Regions from separate parts of the Mus musculus genome. Here regions 2 and 3 are each linked to region 1. The links are chromatin loops, found by intact Hi-C in ENCODE. Cell type or tissue: gastrocnemius. All regions are shown on one strand. Links, peaks and the distances in the headings refer to the core of each region. The heading gives the core; the rest is flanking DNA.

The links. Peaks named below come from ENCODE experiments on the same cell type or tissue, not always from the same donor. Only the 100,000 strongest peaks of a DNase experiment are listed, where the experiment ranks them.
Region 2: it touches region 1 in a loop (10-fold over the local background); 15 of 42 quality-filtered maps call a loop at or near these places.
Region 3: a loop joins it to region 1, with 3.0 times the contacts of the local background. A loop is called at or near these places in 14 of 42 quality-filtered maps.

The regions. Positions count from the first base shown.
Region 1 is chr9:101,685,608-101,693,466 of GRCm38, reverse strand. No RefSeq gene overlaps it. Among named protein-coding and RNA genes, the nearest start is that of Gm31326, 290 kb to the left of the region's middle. In gastrocnemius, for the core only: no CTCF peak of the experiment used is centred there; DNase peaks (open chromatin) are centred at 3,123, 3,491, 4,256, 6,052 and 1 more place.
Region 2 is chr9:102,004,848-102,009,847 of GRCm38, reverse strand. The region is part of intron 6 of Ephb1 (Eph receptor B1); the gene reads left to right. Among named protein-coding and RNA genes, the nearest start is that of Gm31326, 23 kb to the right of the region's middle. In gastrocnemius, for the core only: a CTCF peak has its summit at 3,037 (motif pointing right); a DNase peak (open chromatin) is centred at 3,117.
Region 3 is chr9:101,311,585-101,316,584 of GRCm38, reverse strand. No RefSeq gene overlaps it. Among named protein-coding and RNA genes, the nearest start is that of Gm28979, 28 kb to the left of the region's middle. In gastrocnemius, for the core only: a CTCF peak has its summit at 2,387 (motif pointing left); a DNase peak (open chromatin) is centred at 2,373.

The sequences.
Region 1 (7,859 bases), core at 1,266-6,265:
CTGCCATAGTTTGGTGTGTTTATGAATAGAATAGCAGGTATGGCAGGAGTGTGGCAGGCAGAGAGGGAAGTGAGGATCAAAGGTTAGAGACATAGGAAGACATGAGCCGACAGACAAAGATTTACAGGTTGGGCCAAAAACTGCGATTTTATTATAAAGGTGAGCAGACAACATTGGATGGCCACCGAATGTTCCATAGCAATGACCTGCTTACCAAGCGATTGAGGAAAGGCGTAGCAGTAGCAGGACCAGAAGCAGGGAGACAAGCTGGAGCCACCACACTTACACTGGAGAGAGAAAACATTGACTCGGACTGAAGTAAAGGCAGCTGTGGAGGGGAAATGGCGCTGAAATGACAGTCAGGGAACAAGTAAGCAAACATAAAGGATAGCAGACACTACATGAAGAATGCAGCCAGCTCTTGTTAATCACGGGAATCAAGCCACTTATTGCCACAGGCCAGGTCAGTGCAATAATATTAGCTGTAGCATCTCACATGTGTGGCTTCAATGTTTTACAGATATTGTCGCATTAATCCCCATAATAGCGCGTAGGGGAGACACTGTTATTATCTTCATCTTACAAATGAGCAAACCAAGTCATAATCAGATTAGATAGCTTGCTCAAGGACAATGCTGTTAGGAAGCTAGTTGGAAGCCAGGGGCTGCCTGGTTCTCTGACTGAAGCCATCGGGGACTCAGAGACCATTCTTGGACTATTTTCTACTCTATAGATGTTTATTATAACACATAGAAATTCTCCCACACCATTGCCATACTTGGGCATATTTACTGAGCCTTTTGTGGGTATCAATCTTTTCACATTTCATTTACTCACTCTACAAATAACTGAAGGACAGGGAGGTCACGTAACTCACGCTGAGTGTCTGACTAACCACTGTACTTCACTGTCTCTTCCAGAGGAGTCTGTTCCTCAGGACAGACTGAAGGAACCTTGGCTACCCTACACAACCTGTCATTTCAATAGAGGGGAGGATCCTAAGAACTCCTGCTTCTTGGACTCAGAACTCTCTGCCAGCTTACACCTTGGGACCAAGTGGTGACAAGCACATTGGAATTGGCAGATTATTTTGGCCAAATGTAAAGTCACTAAATGCTTGGTGCTCAATAGGCACCAAGCCATACAGCAAGATGGATTCAGTTCATGAATCAGTTCTATCTCCCTCTAGGACTCCTCTTTTATACCTCACAGAGCATGTCCTCTTAGAGGCTGACCCTAATAGCCTTGGCTAAAGAAAAGCTCCCTCCCTTTTGTCACTCACAATTCTGTCATCTCACTCCCCTCCGCCCCTGGGTTTAACACTTATCAGTCCCAAACAGTATCAATTATTTATCATTGACGTGTGTGTTGTCTCTCTCTGCCCCTGGGATGTAAGTTCTGTGTCTCTGGTTCCTGGTTGGCTGGCACATAGTAGGCATTCAATGAATATTTAATGAAAGAATCATTAGACACTATTTAACTTGATTTCAGTTTTCACTGGCATCTGGGAAAAAAAACCCTTCCCAGCCCTAAGCACTACATGGGTCTCTCTTCAACTGAAGCATAGGAGTTGGCAGAATCAGGACAGATATCTAACCTGAGAAGATGACAATGGAAAATAGCAGTGAGATTAGTGCAGTGGGCCAGTGCTGGTGACTTTAGAAGGAACCCCTCAAATTGTGGTTGTCTTTCTGTTTCCGTGGGAGAGCGAGTCACAACATGACGGACTGCAGAAGCAACTGAGCTTAAGATTCTTACTACAGCAGAAGACACCAGGAAAGGAACAGTTATGGGAAGGGCCTCAGGATAGGGCAATGAGGAGGACATCAAGTCCAGGGATGAACCAGGTAGCCTCAGACAGTGACATCAGACACATAACGAAGGTGCCGAGTCTTCATTACCCTGCCCGTCTTGTCAGCAGGAGGGCTGGAGGGTCCCCAAGAGCCATGTGTCCAGATGGACCATACCAGGAGAAACGCCATGTGTAGCTAGTTCTTTGGAGGTGCCTGTGACCCAGTGGGTAACAGTTCTATTCCTTTTCTAGAAATTAAAATAAATAAGCAAGAGAAGCAATCTGGAGGCTTCCCGATACAGATGAGGGAACCATCCGTTGCTCAGTTTTGTCTTCCTAGAAAGGGCAGATGCCAAACATGATCTTCCCCTGTTCTGCTGGTACATTATTTTCCCCCTTCTTTGCAGGCTGGCTTTTCTCGGCTGTCTTTTTGAATACCTCGAGCAGAACACCCCTGTCTTGTTAATGACTTCAAAGATACCAGGTCCACTGTGCAGCGAGTGATAAAAATGTACACAGCATGTGTTGGATAAATTAATAAACTCTCTGGAGCCTACGAGTCCTCAGGCCCAGCAGCACCGTAATGAAATGTTATTCTGAAGTGGAGGAGGTGGGAAGGAGAAGGGGAGCAGTATTTAATATATGCAAATTAACTAGTATGCAAATTGTCACTAAGTTAAAAATAACGGACTGCGAGAGGAGCCCATTTTTTAAGCAGCTTGTTTATTCATTAGCCTAATTTCCATTATCAATCCTTCTGTTTTCTTCTTTATTAAGTACTCACATTTGGGGAAGTTTGCTTCCTACAAATTGTGTTTTACTCCAAAAACCCATAACAATGCTTAAAACAATCACCATATATTAGCTTCTCTCTGTCTCCTTGATTTTGCCCTTAGCGAGCATCCTTTCTTTTCTTCCTGTTGCTTACCTCTCCTGGTCTTCCCTATCTCGGTTCTCCGGGACCTTTTGTTTCATTGCTGAAGGCGGCTCCTACACGGCAAGGGGCGAAGTGAGGAGAAGCCGCTTGCCTTAAAAGATCTTATTCTAAGGACCCCTTCTCCCAGGCGCTCACCTGGATAGGGTGGACGTTGCCACGCAAAAAGCAGCCCAGTTTGTTTTGTAGACCACCAGCATCCCCTGGCTAAGTAACAGAACAGCCAGAAAAATGCTCATCCCGATTCGGGTCTGTATATGGCCTCCTCAGCTTGAGACAGACCTTATATACAATGTTAAGACAAATTGGCATCCAAAATCCAACTCTTTTGTCTCAAGGAGCCGAGCCGCCACCTCGCTATGTGCAAGCTCTGGTGCCCCCTCGAGGCCAAGAACGGAACAGACCGTGGAGAGTCCTGGCAGATGCTGAAGTAGGCAGGAGGGTTCACACAAAGCCTTTGGTTGAAGCTTTCAGAAAGCAGGCTCCTTGAAAGAGGGGGCGCCTGTGAGCAGCTGTGGAGGGGGACTTATGGGTTTAGCCTTCCCTAAAGCTGCAAGGCTGAAAGGTTGGTTATTGTTTCAGCTGTTGTCATTTTGCACGTGGTTTTTAATCACATTGTTAATTTGGGCAGTAAAATAGGGTTTTCCAGGTTTTTCTCTGAACGTGCTGCTAGATAGCATCTGTACAGGCTCTGTGCCCCTGGCATGTGCATCTTAGATGTTGAAAGGCACACATTGAGGCTCAGGATTCTCATGCCCTTGGAGTCCTGTGGCCAAGCTACCCTGGGAACCCAAGGCTGGTCACCCCAGGATCCCCACTGCATACCTGAATATGCCAAATGATTTCACAGTGACCACAAATTCCCAGAGCAGATAATTCCAGCTACAGCGGTCACTGGTGTTTATAACCTCCCAAGAGACATACTATGTCAGAGGGGGGAAGCTATGGTTTTCATCTCTTCACTCGGGGTCTGAGCTTTGGTCAGCTCCCCTACCCCCACAGGCACACACACTAAAGTACCCATTACTCAAGGGCAATGGCATCAAATGTAAAGGGTCACACTTAGGCAGCTGCCAGAGATCAGCTGCAGACAGGAGGTGGCTAGGGACTGAATTTACATCAGCTTCTGAGCCTCTAGTCCAGACAGCAATCTCCCAAAGCTCTTAAAAAAATGGTGTCAAATGGCCAAAGACCTTCAAGAGACAATGGCATCAGAAATGGTCTCTGACACTAAATGCTGAGGGGAACCAGAAAGATAAATCATTATCATTTAAGCTCTGCGCGTTTTTTTAGACATAGTGTTTTTGCAATGTTTCCATAGAATGAAGAAATAAATCACCCTGCCCTTGACACTTTTAATAACTTTAAGAATGTGGTTAGGGTAATACTTAACTTTATTGACATATTGTATGGTTCATCCATCTCATCAAATGTCAATGAAACTTCGATGAGTATTAACTGAGGGCCCATAATACACTAGGAACTGGCTAGAAACACCCCCTCCCCCCGCCGAGTTCTCAAGTACCTTCCAGAAGCTCTCACTCACCGGCTTGACTGCTTCTGTGGAAATCGATCGCCTAGAAGGTTGTGCTTGAGGTTTGGAAGCTGGGACTCAGCAGAATCTAGCTAGGGAATTTGGTTTGCTGACTTTGGGGGGAGGGGGGAAATCCCTTCTTGGACTATTTGTGAGTATTCTCAGATTTAGGTGCCTCCTGTGAGCTTGGGACACAGACATGATAAATGGCCATTGGACAGTTGTGCTCCAGAGAGTCTGTGCAGCTTCTATAACTCAAGGTGGGCTCTGGAATTGCCTGGTCTCTACTTTCACAGAACAGGAAATAAGCCCAGGTAGGATCAACTCTTCAAAGTCACAATGCTACAACATAGCAGAACACTTGAAAATTGACTGTCTTGATTCTCAAGCCAATCTTCTCTCCACTAGTGTTCCGTTGGTGGTTGTATATTTTACAAAGGTTGAGAAAAGAAGGGAGAGGTCCAGTGAGATGGCTCATTGGGTAAGGATGCTTGCTGCTAAGCCCGACAACCTGAGATTCTGAGAAACCAGGGAAGAGAGGATGGAAGGGGTGAGCATATCAAACAATGCAAGGACTGACTGTGGTGACATCTGGCTCTTCTCAGCACAGGTTTCTCTCTCATTTCAAAGTTGAGCTGCTGTCTTTCCAAGAACACTGTGACCACCAACCCTCCCCTCTCAGCCATTCTAAGAGAGTCTTCATGTTTCCATTTGGACATTACTACTCCAAGAAGCTGTGCCTTTCCATGAAACCTAACTGCATCTTTTCAAGGCCCCCAAACCACATTACCTCCCCCTCACAGCTCCTAACATACTCCATTTTAATTGTATTTTATTTGTCTGCCTTCTCCAATCTTCTGTGAACAGCTGAAGGGTAGGGGCTAAGTCTGTTCTGAGCTCTCAAGATTGTCTCTATAGATCCTAAAGATAATAACTCTAAGAATGCAGTGAAGGTAATACTTAACTTATTGATATTGTTTACCATTCATCCATCTCATCAGACCTCAATTAAATCTCAGTGACCATTAAATAAGGGTTCGGCATGTCCTCAGCAGTAGAGCCTGGCATAGAGTAGATATCCAATAAATATTTTAGAATCCATAAATGAAGAGTGGGACACAGAGTCTCATCAGGAGGAAAGTGTCATTAGCCATTCCTCTCACAGAGTGATCCAATTTCTCCTGTCCCCTGAATACATCCTTGGCTGCTAATCTAAGCATTCTATAGTCAGACTTAGTTTGCCTGAGAAAACATATTATGGACCATGTAAAGATGAAAGCACACACATTTAAATGTGGCCCCTGTTATTTACGGGCATAGAACTTATACTCAAAGCACACATCTCCTGTAGAGCAAAAGCCAAAGGAAAAAATATCATACAAAGAAGTACAGAGCAAACACTTCAGAAATAGTTTGATATCTCTGCTACATAAAGAATTCATACAAATTGATTTTTTTAAAAAAAATCAAGACCTCAAGAGATAAGTTGGCAGTGGACAAGAATAGAAATATTCGCATGGCAGACGTATTACCTAGCAAATAAAGAAAGCATGGTTATACCCAGCCTTGTTGATGGAAAGGAGCACAGGGAATAGGACCTGAGCCCAGGGATAAGAAAGGTCAGTTGGTTCTCCCTCCATCTCCATCGCACAGCAGGACTTGCTATTGTTGTGTTTCCACGTGCTACCTGACACATTCATTGAGTACGGTCCTTAATAGGCTGGGAGAGACGCAGAGAGCAATACAGTAACCAAGCAAGCATATGAATTCTGAGCTGGCAGTCAACCAAGAGGACAGAGCCTAGACCACAGCAGGAAGAGGGCCATGGTGGCATCGAGCTGGCTTTTCTTATTTCCTGATGCAATGGTTGGCATATGTTATCCACCTAAAAACTGCCCATCAGAAACACACGGTTGCAAATGTAGGAGAAGTTAAAACAGAAATAGATGACTGTTTGAGACATAGCCCCTAGGGCTACATGGTCTGCTGCCTCTGTCAACTTCGGTGTTTGGCTTCTTCTACAAGCAGCTGCCATAAAGGGGTTTAATCTCTTTCACTCACTGGAAGGGAAATGAGACACATTAATGTTTCATGCAACCATGGCTCACAGGTGCTTGGCAAATTCACGATGGTTCTGAGAAACAAAGTGGTAACAAAAACACTCTTCTGTGTACTTGCTTTCAAAACTTCAAACATGAAGCTGGGGCTCAGTTTGTCAAGGCATACAGGGTGTAAACATTAATCTAATCACAACTTTTTTACAAAATAGTATTGTGACATTTACCAAGCACCGTGTATCAGTTAGTTATTGTGATAATATGCCGCATAACAAACAACATCAAGAGTCTCGGAAACAAAGATCTCCAGAGACCTAAGATGGCATCCCTGTAACTGTCAAGGGAGAATGTTAATTCCCCATCTGTATTTCATGCTGCTAATCCCTGCCTGCGTGCAAAATATGCACTGCACCTGAGGTCTGAGGTTTGCTAAGTCTTCCTATAAGAAGAGCCTGCAGAGAGAGCTGGAGAATCGTGGTGAAGGAAAAAATGACAGAAAGTGCGATCCATAGTCAAACCACAAAGGGAAAACAGACAGCAACTCCTTTTCTAGATCAAAGGAAAATGTAGTCCACTGTAGGACAATGAAAGGCAGCCTGGTTCCTGGTTGAGCAAAGGCTAGAAACCCTGGTGACCCTGAAGGGATGGAAGTCATTTCACCCAGCTCCTGGGTACCCAGCTCCTGTCATGTAGCTACAGCTCCCCACAGCCCTCCATAGATTTGTGGCCATCAGTCACGTAGGAACAAACCCAAGCCCCTCCACAGGTAGAGGACATGATCTCTATTTTAACGAGGTACATAAAGGCCTGGAGAACTTAGCCAATAAACTCTCTTTCCCAAACACTTTTCCCTACAAAAGCTATTTAACCTCAGGCCCGCCCTGAGAAGTGCAGTAAGGTTTTACCCATCTCCTTTACTACGACAATAAGTGTCTTAAAACCATGGACTGCCTCTTTTCATTGGGATCCACTGTGGGAAGCAATGAAGAAGGCTTTCACCTAAAGAGCTACCATCTAATCTCCAGTAGAAGGCCTCTCTGTACTCCCAGCCACGGCCACCACCAAGCCAAGCCCAAGCCAACAGCCCACCAACAAGCCAAAGACCCCACTTTGTTCTCAGCTCTTCCGAGGCTCCCAGCGGCACCTGTGTGCCCAAGAACCTGAGAACCAGACGACCCCAACCTCCTTGCAGGCCCAGGGACCACTAAGCCAGCTCCGGCTGTCCCCAGGACCTCAAACTGTGCTCCCCCACCCCCCGGCGCAGTGTCCCCTTGGCTTCTGCCCAGCAACAAGACGAGTAAGCGCTGTCAACTTCTGCATCCTGCCTCCCCAACTGGCTGAGCCCTGTTGCAGAGCAGACTTTGGACACCATTAACCCTATAGTCCATCTCACTTCTTATAATTGTACATTAAAAGCTTACTAAAGTCAAGCATAATGGTGCACACCTATAATTCCAGAACTTTGAAGGCAGGAGGGCTATAAGTTCCAGGCCTGCCTGCCCTACGCAGAGTGAACCTGTCTCAGAAAGTCAATCTGACCCA
Region 2 (5,000 bases), core at 1-5,000, 320 kb before region 1:
TTGGGATAGAACCTTTAGACGCCTCATCTGACAGTCTGGACAGTTCTCTGGCCTGGCCTGTTCAAACCACTCTGCCTCCTACAGCCATGCAAGTGCTGTCTCCGGGAGGATGCAGTAAAACCACCTGGTGCCCCCGAGCCTTCAGAGGATTTTGGAGTCTTACAGATGAGTGGTTCTCAAAGTTGTTGATTTCTGGCCTCCAACTCAAGCTTATTTATTTATAAATATATGCATGTGTCACGACACTAATGTGGAGGTTAAGGAACATGAAATTGGATGTTTCTAAGGGTGAGATTAAAAAAAAAAAGAATTGAAATAGAAACCTGTGGGTTGCATTTCCTGAGGAGTCCGATGCTGCTGCTGAAGGCTACACAGGGCATGTGTTGCCAAGAAAAGAGACACAATGCCCTGTGGGGTTGGGTCCCAGGCCAGTTCATCATCCAGAGAAACAGGGCATCCTCCACAAGGGTGAACTGCAGCATTTGCAAAATTCTTTAAAGAGCAGTGTGCTTCCGACACACTGTTTGGAGACGTGCCAGGTGCATTTGTTTATTTGTTGAAGAGTTAGATCACTCTACTGTTTGGTAGGTTCTGTTCTAGGATGTATTAGTGAACAAAAGAGTTCCGCCATCAGGAGTCTTGCTTTCCCAAAGAGGGAGACAGACTAAACAATGAACATACAGATTATGGAAATGATTATAATGTTTAAAATAGTAGCATAAAAATATAGAGCAGCCGGCAAGACCCTCAGAAGGCAAAGGTGTTTTGTTAGCAAACCTGATGACCTTTGATATCTCAAAACCAAATAAAGGTCAGAAGAAAGAGCCAACTGCCACAAGTGTGTTCTCTGACCCCCACACATGTGTAGTGGCACGTAAACACCTCCCCTATCATATATAAACAGAGAGAGAGGCACAAAAAAAAAGAAGAAACTCTTACAAATTAAAAGAAAACAAAAACAGAAGAGATAAACGGATTCATAAAAGCCAGGCAGGGCTAAGTCACAGACTTAAAGAACATGGTCGTAGTCAGCCACTTGGAGAAGAGATCTCTTTATGTATCTGAACCAAGTAAAGTTATGAAGACGTTATCTCAGCGAGGAGAGAACGGTAGATCCTGCTAAGCCGTTGCAGCTGCAGTCGTTCCTGCACAGGAGCAGGAAGCAGATGAGAACACCTGGATTGGGGTGGGCAGCAGGGGAATAGTACCGGTGTGAGAGCGCTCATAACCAGGGGAAGTTCATGGGTTGAGCTGTAATGCATCAAGCTTTACTACTGAGTGAGGCAGGAAGCCACTGCAGGTCTAAGAGCAGAAGAGAGACAGGATGGGACTTATATACTGAACATCATTCAGGCTGTAAATAGTCCTGCTTGATCCATAATCACCTGTCAGGAAGATAGATACTTGAATTGGAGCATCAACTACGAGCCGTTGAAATTAGCTGGCTCCCGTATCTACGGTGCACACTGCAGGTAGAGCTAACAGGATGTCTAAGTTGGATAGGATGTGGATGAGTTTTAGAGAGACACCCTAGAGTGATGTGGGCATCATCAGCTGAGGAGGAGATCTTGGTGGGTAATGGATGTTGGAGTGGAGGAAGAGAGCAAGTGCAGCTCTGTGGCTAAAACGCCTGTGAGAAAGCCACATCTCTGCGTGGAATAAAAATCCTGTGACCTCGGCCAGAAGATAATTCCTAATTTAGAATTAGGAGAGGGGATGGGTCAAAGATGCTTATGTGGGTTGCTGGGATGTACACAATGTAAAATCCTTTACCTGGGCAAAGGTACCTCTGCTGGGTGTATGGGCTGGAGAGAATCATAAAGATCAACAGCCCCGCAGAGAGGCCAGAGAAATGGCCAAGCAGCAGTGCATTAGAAACAAAGCCCCGATTTCCAGCGCCCGGCCAAGCTGCTGTGGTCCTGTGACTTAATCATTGTAGCGCACAGCTTGCACATTGGCGAAATGGTAGCAGTTTTACATTCCTGAAAGGAGAGGTGCAGACAGGTCATCAGTCTTGCCCGAGGGGAGGTGCGACCCCTCGGCATTATGACAGTGCCTGCCGTTGAGGGGAATAAGGTAACATCCCAGTCTGTCTAGAGGATCCTGGCCTCTGTAGACAGTTGATGCAGAAAACTCAACAGATTAGGGGTAATTTTAACCCTTAGTTAGTTAGGGTTATCACCACTGAAACACGAAACACCGTGATCAAAAACAAGTTGGGGAGGAAAGGGTTTATTTGGCTTACACTTCCACACCATAGTCCACCACTGGAGGAAGTCAGGCCAGGAACTCAAGCAGGGCTGAAACCTAGAAGCAGAAGCTGATGCAGAGGCCATGGAGAAATGCTGCTTACTGGCTCGCTCCTTGTGTCCTACTCAGTCTGCTTTCTTATAGAATCCAGGACCACCAGCCCAGGAATGGCACCACCCACAATAATCTGGGTCCTTCCCCATCAATCACTAATTCAGAAAATGTCCTACAGCTGGATCTTATGGGAGGCATTTGCTCAATTGAGGACCCCTCCTTTCAGATGGCTTTACCTTGTGTCAAGTTGACATAAAACTTACCAGCACACCATTATGCCCACTTCACAGCCAAGTTAGCGATCTATTTGTATAAAAAATAATTTGGGAAGTTAATAAGGTTAAGGGTCGATCTACCAAGCTGTTTGGAGCCATTGATCTCACCTTGTACCAAAGTTGACATATATGTCCCACCAAGTTACAGTTAGCAATGTACTAGGCAATGTACCGAGTCATTCACTAGGGTCTACTCAATCCCTTTTACCACACTGGGACCTTGCAGCACTACTGAATTATATCTGGGAGCAAGAATTTTCATAAAGTATGCCAATTTGGTGTCTGGACTTACTCAATAAGATTTAAGCTTCCTTCTATACTTCAGTATTAATAGAATTGCTTCAGACAAAGAATAATAATAATAATAATAATAATAATAATAATAATAATAATAAAAGTAAACAAAAATACTTGTGTAGGTCAATCATGTGAGGACAGCTCTTTTACCCTGCAGCAGGTGGCAGTGTTGGCAAGGGGCTGAGTGTCTTGGTACCATCTGCTCTGCCTCTGCTTCACCTACAGTGGCTAAGGCAGTCACGTCAGTGGGCAGCTGTGATGAGGTCATGTGTTTGACATAACCTGGCACCACAGTCATGTGGCTCATGCCATGTGCCTTGGCTTCCCGCTCCCCAGCTCAGCTCATCCTCTGCCACTGTCTTTGCATTGCCATCCAAACCTCCTGCCTTGCAGCATGGTAATTAACCTTAGCATCTTGGGCTATGAAGGACATTAGTCTCCCCTTTTAGGCCACCCCCTTGCTTCCCATTAATTCATACTAATTATGAACACACACGTACACATAGCACTCAATGCCCGAGGCAGCTTGCACACCTCAGTGGAGCATATTATTGTCCTTCCTGGAGAAGATGGGATGCTTTTCTTGGGAAGACAGGATTCTTTGCCTAGTCACTGGCCACTCCTGAGCATATGAGAGTAGACCTCTCTGTAGCTTACAAAGTGCTCCCCTGTGAAATCCATTATATTGCCTTGACCACTTCCAATCTGACTAAAGAAAAAGACATTAGCCACGAGAGCATTTTGAAATAATAACCAAAATGGTAATTCATCATATATTGAGTGCCTATTACGTTCCAAATACACACAGATATATTAGTTCTGATCCTTGAAAGAAATACACTCATAAGCCACTTATAATCAGTTATAGATGATGGAACTAAATCACATAAAGGCTAAAAAAAAAAAAAAAAAAAAAGGACAGGCCTGACCACACAGGTCGCATATAGGGAGTCACAGAACCAAATTACAGACATTTTTATTATGTTTTAAAGCTGGAAATTTCTGGAATTGTATGAAATCACCATCTCTGCTCAGGGTCTCTGCAGCAGAGCAACTCCTGAAATAAGATACTGGGTTTTAATATTAAATTCAAAGACGCATAAGCAAAATGAAAGATCTTCATGTCTGCTTTACCAACATAAATGGAATCCAGCCCAGTAGATGTCTTGAATTCAGTCCAAAGGAACTAAGTTCCCCATTCCCCCGTCTTGTACCACCTCCTCTCCTCACGGAAGTCCCAATTCCCTTCATTAGAACCAAGAGTCGTTAGAACTACAGGCAGTATATCAGGAGATGGGTGTGGCTGTGTGTAATAGCACTTTATTTATAAGGCAAGTGGCTGCCCCATTAGTGGTAGTCTTGCAACCTCTGGCAGCTCCCCTGTGGGTCTCCTGCCCAACAAGGCTCTCAGTCTGTGCTGGGGACACTTTTCAATGTCAGTTTTGTGGATAGAATCAGTAAGGTTCTGCCTTCCCCCCAACAGCTCATTAATAGAGAGCTCAGACCAGAGAACTAAGGACGCTCCCAGAGCCTTTGCCACGTTCATCTCCATCCCCATCTCAATCTATTCCCATCCATCATTCTCTCTTGTTTACTGTCTTGTAGCACGCTTCACTCCTGGTGTCCGCACATGTAGGGAAACCATGGGAGGAGCGGCCACATCTGCCCTCAGCTGTCTCAATGATGAAATGTTTACATCTCTCCAGCACTTCATAATAACTGTCTAAGCTAGGGCCAGTTGGTGTAGATTGGGGAGGATTTCTACTCTTCAGATTTCGAGATCTCGGAGAAACACTTCCAGACCTTAGTGACATCGTGTTGTGCTCATCTGATGGTAAGCAGGGTGCTTGCTCAGCCCCTTAGTACTGAGTTGTGGTGAGCCCAGGTAGTGAGGGGGTTGGGATGCTGGGGGTGGAGAGATAATGGAGACACAACCACCAGCCTCTGTAGCCCTGTCCTCTGTCTTCACATACTTATAATCAAAGCAGTCATAAGCAGCCTTGCTCATCGCTCCCGCTCATTTGTCTGGAGTTGATTAATGACTTGGCAAAGAACAAGAACCGATGCCCATTTTAATCACTGAACCGCTTCAAGAGTGCGTGGACTGCAAAGTGATTATGGGCT
Region 3 (5,000 bases), core at 1-5,000, 380 kb after region 1:
ACCTGGTAAACACGGGAAGTTCTAAGCCATGTCTCAGTAGTAAAACCCATTTTAAAAACCTAACCAGCCAGGCAGTGGTGGCGCACGCCTTTAATACCAGCACTCAGGAGGCAGAGGCAGGTGGATTTCTGAGTTCGAGGCCAGCCTGGTCTGCAAAGTGAGTTCCAAGACAGCCAGGACTACACAGAGAAACCCTGTCAAAAAAAAAAAAAAAAAAAAAAGCCTAACCAAAAATTTAAAGAAGGAAATGATAAGGAGACAATAATATATGCAAGTAATAGTCCTAATAAGGAGCTTGTCTCTACAATACACTAAGAACTCTTACAGCTCTGCAGTGGGAAGCTCAAGACCAGTGAGATGGCCCAGTGAGTAAAGGACATTGCCACCTAAGCAAATGTCCTGAGTTTGATCCCAGAACCCAGGTAAAAAGCCAGACACAGTGGAGTATTCCTGAACTCAAGTTCAAATCAAATCCATTCACTGTATTGGTTAGATCTTTTCTTTGAGAGGGCCAGAATCTTGCTATGTAGCCCTAGCTAGCCTGAAATTCAATATATAGATCAAGGTGGCTTTGAGCTCAGAGACCTACTTACCTCTGGCTTCCACGTACGAGGATTAAAAGCATGCACCACACCAAGCCAGCATAAATTTTTTTTAAGTTATATAGATGGTACCTGAATTGTATCTCAATCTTTTAAGACAAGGTAATGACCCCTTACATGGTTCTTCTGTAGACAAACTTTAAGTCCCTCTCTTGCCTGCAGTATGGATACCTGACGCTCACTGTTCACAGTAATCTACAACTGTGGTTCTCCAAGCATGGAGCCTGAGTGAAGGGACCTTGGGGGCTCCTTAACAAATTTCCTGGCCCTCCTAGTGAATCCTAAACTTTGGGCTGGAATCCAATTAACAAGTATCTCAACAAGATGTTCAGCGAATCAGGATGCCCACTGAGGAGTTAGATTCGTGGTCTGCTTCTCTGGAGAAGGAGAAATAGAAGCTCTACCTCCCTAGGGCAAGTTTGACTCTACAAATCCCTACTAGCTCCATCGTCTGGATATTTAGTGGGCCCTGGGCTTTGCTTTGAACTCATTGGTTCTTTTCAGTCTTTCTCTACAAAGTTAAGCCATGGCCTGCTCTGTGTGTGACCATTCCCTCTTACCGTCATGGTTTTCCTCCTTTTTGTGGCCAGTGTGTTACTGCAGATACCCCAATATCTGGGTGTGGATAGGAGTGCTGGTAGACCTTACTTCTTAACCTTGGGACCTTGAACATATGAACATCTGGACCTCTGGAGCATGTATTTGACTCCAGATTGCTGTGTCTTTGGGGCACAGAGGTTCCTCTAACCTCTGGAGAAAAGGGACACATGTCAGTCCAGAATAGGAGCATAACTTGGTAATGGCATCGATGTGTATCTCCAATTCCTAGCTCCTACCATCGTGGGACTTATCACATCTCCAGGGTTATCCATCCCAGGTGAACCTATTTCATTAGCCCTCACCTGCACCTGTGCTCTCAATGTTCCCATAGAACAGCTAAGCTCACGGTCACTATATGCTCGTCGGAATTTGCTGAGAGATTCAAGAGCCCAGGTAGTCAACGCAGGGTCTCTGAGAATCAGTGGTAGAAACCAACGGCCTCATATAAACAGCCCAGCCCTACTCTTGCACAGGCAAATGAGACATGTAAATGCTATGACCGTTCACTCGTATGAGTCATACCTAGGAAAATGGGTGAGTTCTGCAAGCCATGTTAAATGTGCAGGCATGTGAGTGTGTAGAACATATCCAGAGACCTGACGATAAACATCTCTCTGGCTCCCTTCCTGCAGCAAAGAGCAGACGTAGAAGAAAACCTAACAACTGAAAACCCAGAGCTAAGTTATCAGAAAGCAAATTAAAGCTGTTGGGTATTTTTGTTGAAACATCTCCACCTCTGAAATCTAATTTCTCCCAACTTTCCATATAGGATCCTGTGTTGTATTATTTATAAGAAAATAATATTCTGCCCTCCCTTGACAGCATTTCCAGGCTGCAGAACCCACAGCAGCCATGGAGTAACAGAATAATTTTGGTAATGTTTCCATAGCTACCTTGCTTCGAAGTGAGGTTTATTCTGTTTTAAAGTCTACTGACCTATTCACATCCGTATTTGAGGTATTTTCAATCTAATCCCTTACCTGCCTATTATCGTCTAATGTGCTTGTGATTTCTGTATTTAAGAGGCCCTGGATGCATAAATATGGTAAGCTTTCTAGTTACATGTAACAATACGATTTTTCCCCTCCCTACTCCTTTCCCATGTGTATTCATTCTGTCTTTCCCTGGCACTGCAAGGCAAACCTGCCAGAGGTTTTTGGTCAGAAAGGCTGTTTAAGGTACACTGGCGCCCTCTTGTGGTCATTCTGGCTTTGTGGTTTTTTTTTTTTTTTTTCTTCCCAGGAGGCTTTCACTTTTTGCAAGAGAAAGGCTACCACAGTGGTTGTACCAGCTTAACAATCCCACCAACAATGGAGGAGTGTTCCTCTTTCTCCATATTCTCACCAGCATCTGCTGTCACCTGAGTTTTTTATCTTAGCTTGGTGGTTTCCTCAGAAAATTGGACATAGTATTACCTGAGGACCCAGCTATACCACTCCTGGGCATATACCCAAAAGATGTTCCAACATGTAACAATGCTATGACACATGCTCCACTATGTTCATAGAAGCCTTATTTGTAATAGCCAGAAGCTGGAAACAACCCAGATATCAGAGGAATACTCAACAAAGGAATGGATACAGAAAATGTGGTACATTTACACAATAAAGTACTACTCAGCTATTAAAAACAATGAATTCATGAAATTCTTAGACAAATGGATGGAGCTAGAAAGTATCCTGAGTAGGTAACCCAATTGCAAAAGAACACACATGGTATGCACTCACTGATAAGTGGTTATTAGCCCAAAAGCTTGGAATACCCAAGATACAATTCACAGACCACATGAAGCGCAAGAAGGAAGTTCAAAGTGTGGGTACTTCGGTCCTTCTTAGAAGGGGGAACAAAATACTCACGGGAGCAAATATGGAGACAAAGTGTGGAGCAGATACTGAAGGAAAGGCCATCCAGGGACTGTGCTACTTGGGGATCCATCCCATATTCAGTCATCAAACCCAGACACTATTGTGGATGCCAACAAGTGCTTGTTGACAGGAGCCTTGATATGGCTGTCTCCTGAGAGGCTCTGCCAGAGCCTGACAAATACAGAGGCGGATGCTCACAGCCATCCATTGAACTGATCATGGGGTCCCCAATGAAGGAACTAGAGAAAGGACCCAAGAAGCTGAAGGGGTTTGCAACCCCATAGGAAGAACAACAATATCAACCAACCAGAGCTCCCAGGGACTAAACCACCAACCAAGGAGTACACATGGAGGGAACCATGGCTCCAGCTGCATATACAGTAGAGGATGGCCTTGTCGGGCATCAGTGGGAGAAGAGACCCTTAGTCCCGTGAAGGCTCGATGCCCCAGTGTAGGGGAATGCAAAGGCAGGGAGGTGGGAGTGGGTGGAGGGGTGGAGGAACTCCCTCATAGAAGCAAGAGAGGGGATGGGATAGGGGGGCTTCTGGGGGAAAATCAGGAAAGGGGGTAACATTTGAAATATAAATAAATAAAATATTCAATTCAAAAAAGAAAGAGAGAGAAAGAAAGAGAGACAAAGAGAGAGAGAGAAAGAAAAAAGAAAGAAAGAAGGAAGGAAAGAAGGAAAGAAAGAGAGAGAGAGAGGGAGGGAGGGAGGGAGAGAGAGAGGGAGAGAGAGAGAGAGAGAGAGAGAGAGAGAGAGAGAGAGAGAAAGACAGACAGACTACCATAACCGCTCATTGTCTTGGGTGTCCTTGTGTCTGTGTCTTTTGCCCGTTGTGAGCAAGGAAGTCTGTCTAGAACAGGTGACCTCTGAGTGACAGTGTTCCCTGCTCTTTCCTCCAAAGCAGGCTTCGTTAATAAGGATGGCTGCTTTGGGTTAGTCTTGACCTGGAGCACACGAGGAAGATGATGGACCAAAAATATGTCAGAAAGATATGAAATGAAGAGACTCCATGGAAGGAGAAAGCAAGGCTCACTTCAGCCAAGCATAACCGATAAAAAACAGCATCAGGAATGAGCACCACCATGTGTCATTTCATAAGCTAAAAACATCAGTTCAGTGCTAGCCCAGAAATCAAAGCAAACTGATCAATAAAATTGTACTTAATTGAATGTCACTAATATTTCTTCAATAAGTAACTTTAAGGGGGATTAATGACAACATTTGGGAGGTGGAAGTAAGAGGATCATGAGTTCAAGGCTAGCCTGAGATACACAGAGAGACCCTCAAAAACCCAAACGGGGGGGGGGGGAGTGAACAGAATACAGTAGCACTGTCCAAGAAAATTTTTCATAAAGATGAAGTCTTCTGTGTCCACATTATAACACACAGTCATCACTCAGCAGTGCTGGTGTCTCGGTCTTGATTCCCATTGCTGTGATGAAACACTATGACAAAAAGAAAATTGGGAGGGAAAGCGTTTATTTGGCTTACATTATTTCCACATCCATGGTCATCACTGAAGGAAATCAGGACAGGAACTCAAGCAGGGCAAGAACCTAGAGGCAGGAGCTGATGCAGAGGCCATGGAGGGGTGCTGCTTCCTGGCTTGCTCCTCATCGCTTGCTCAGACTGCTTTCTTTTTGAACCCAGAGCCACCAGCCCAGCAATAACACATCCCACAATAGACTGGACTCTCCTCTATTGATTTCTAATTAAGAAAATGTTCTGCAGGCTTGCCTACTACACAGTCTTGCAGAGGCATTTTCTCAGTTGGGGATCTGTACTGGCTAGTTTTGTGTCAACTTGACACAGCTGGGGTTACCACAGAGAAAGGAGCTTCAGTTGAGGAAATGCCTCCATGAGATCCAACTGTAAGGCATTTTCTCAATTAGTGACCAAAGGGGAAAGGCCCCTTGTGGGTGGGAC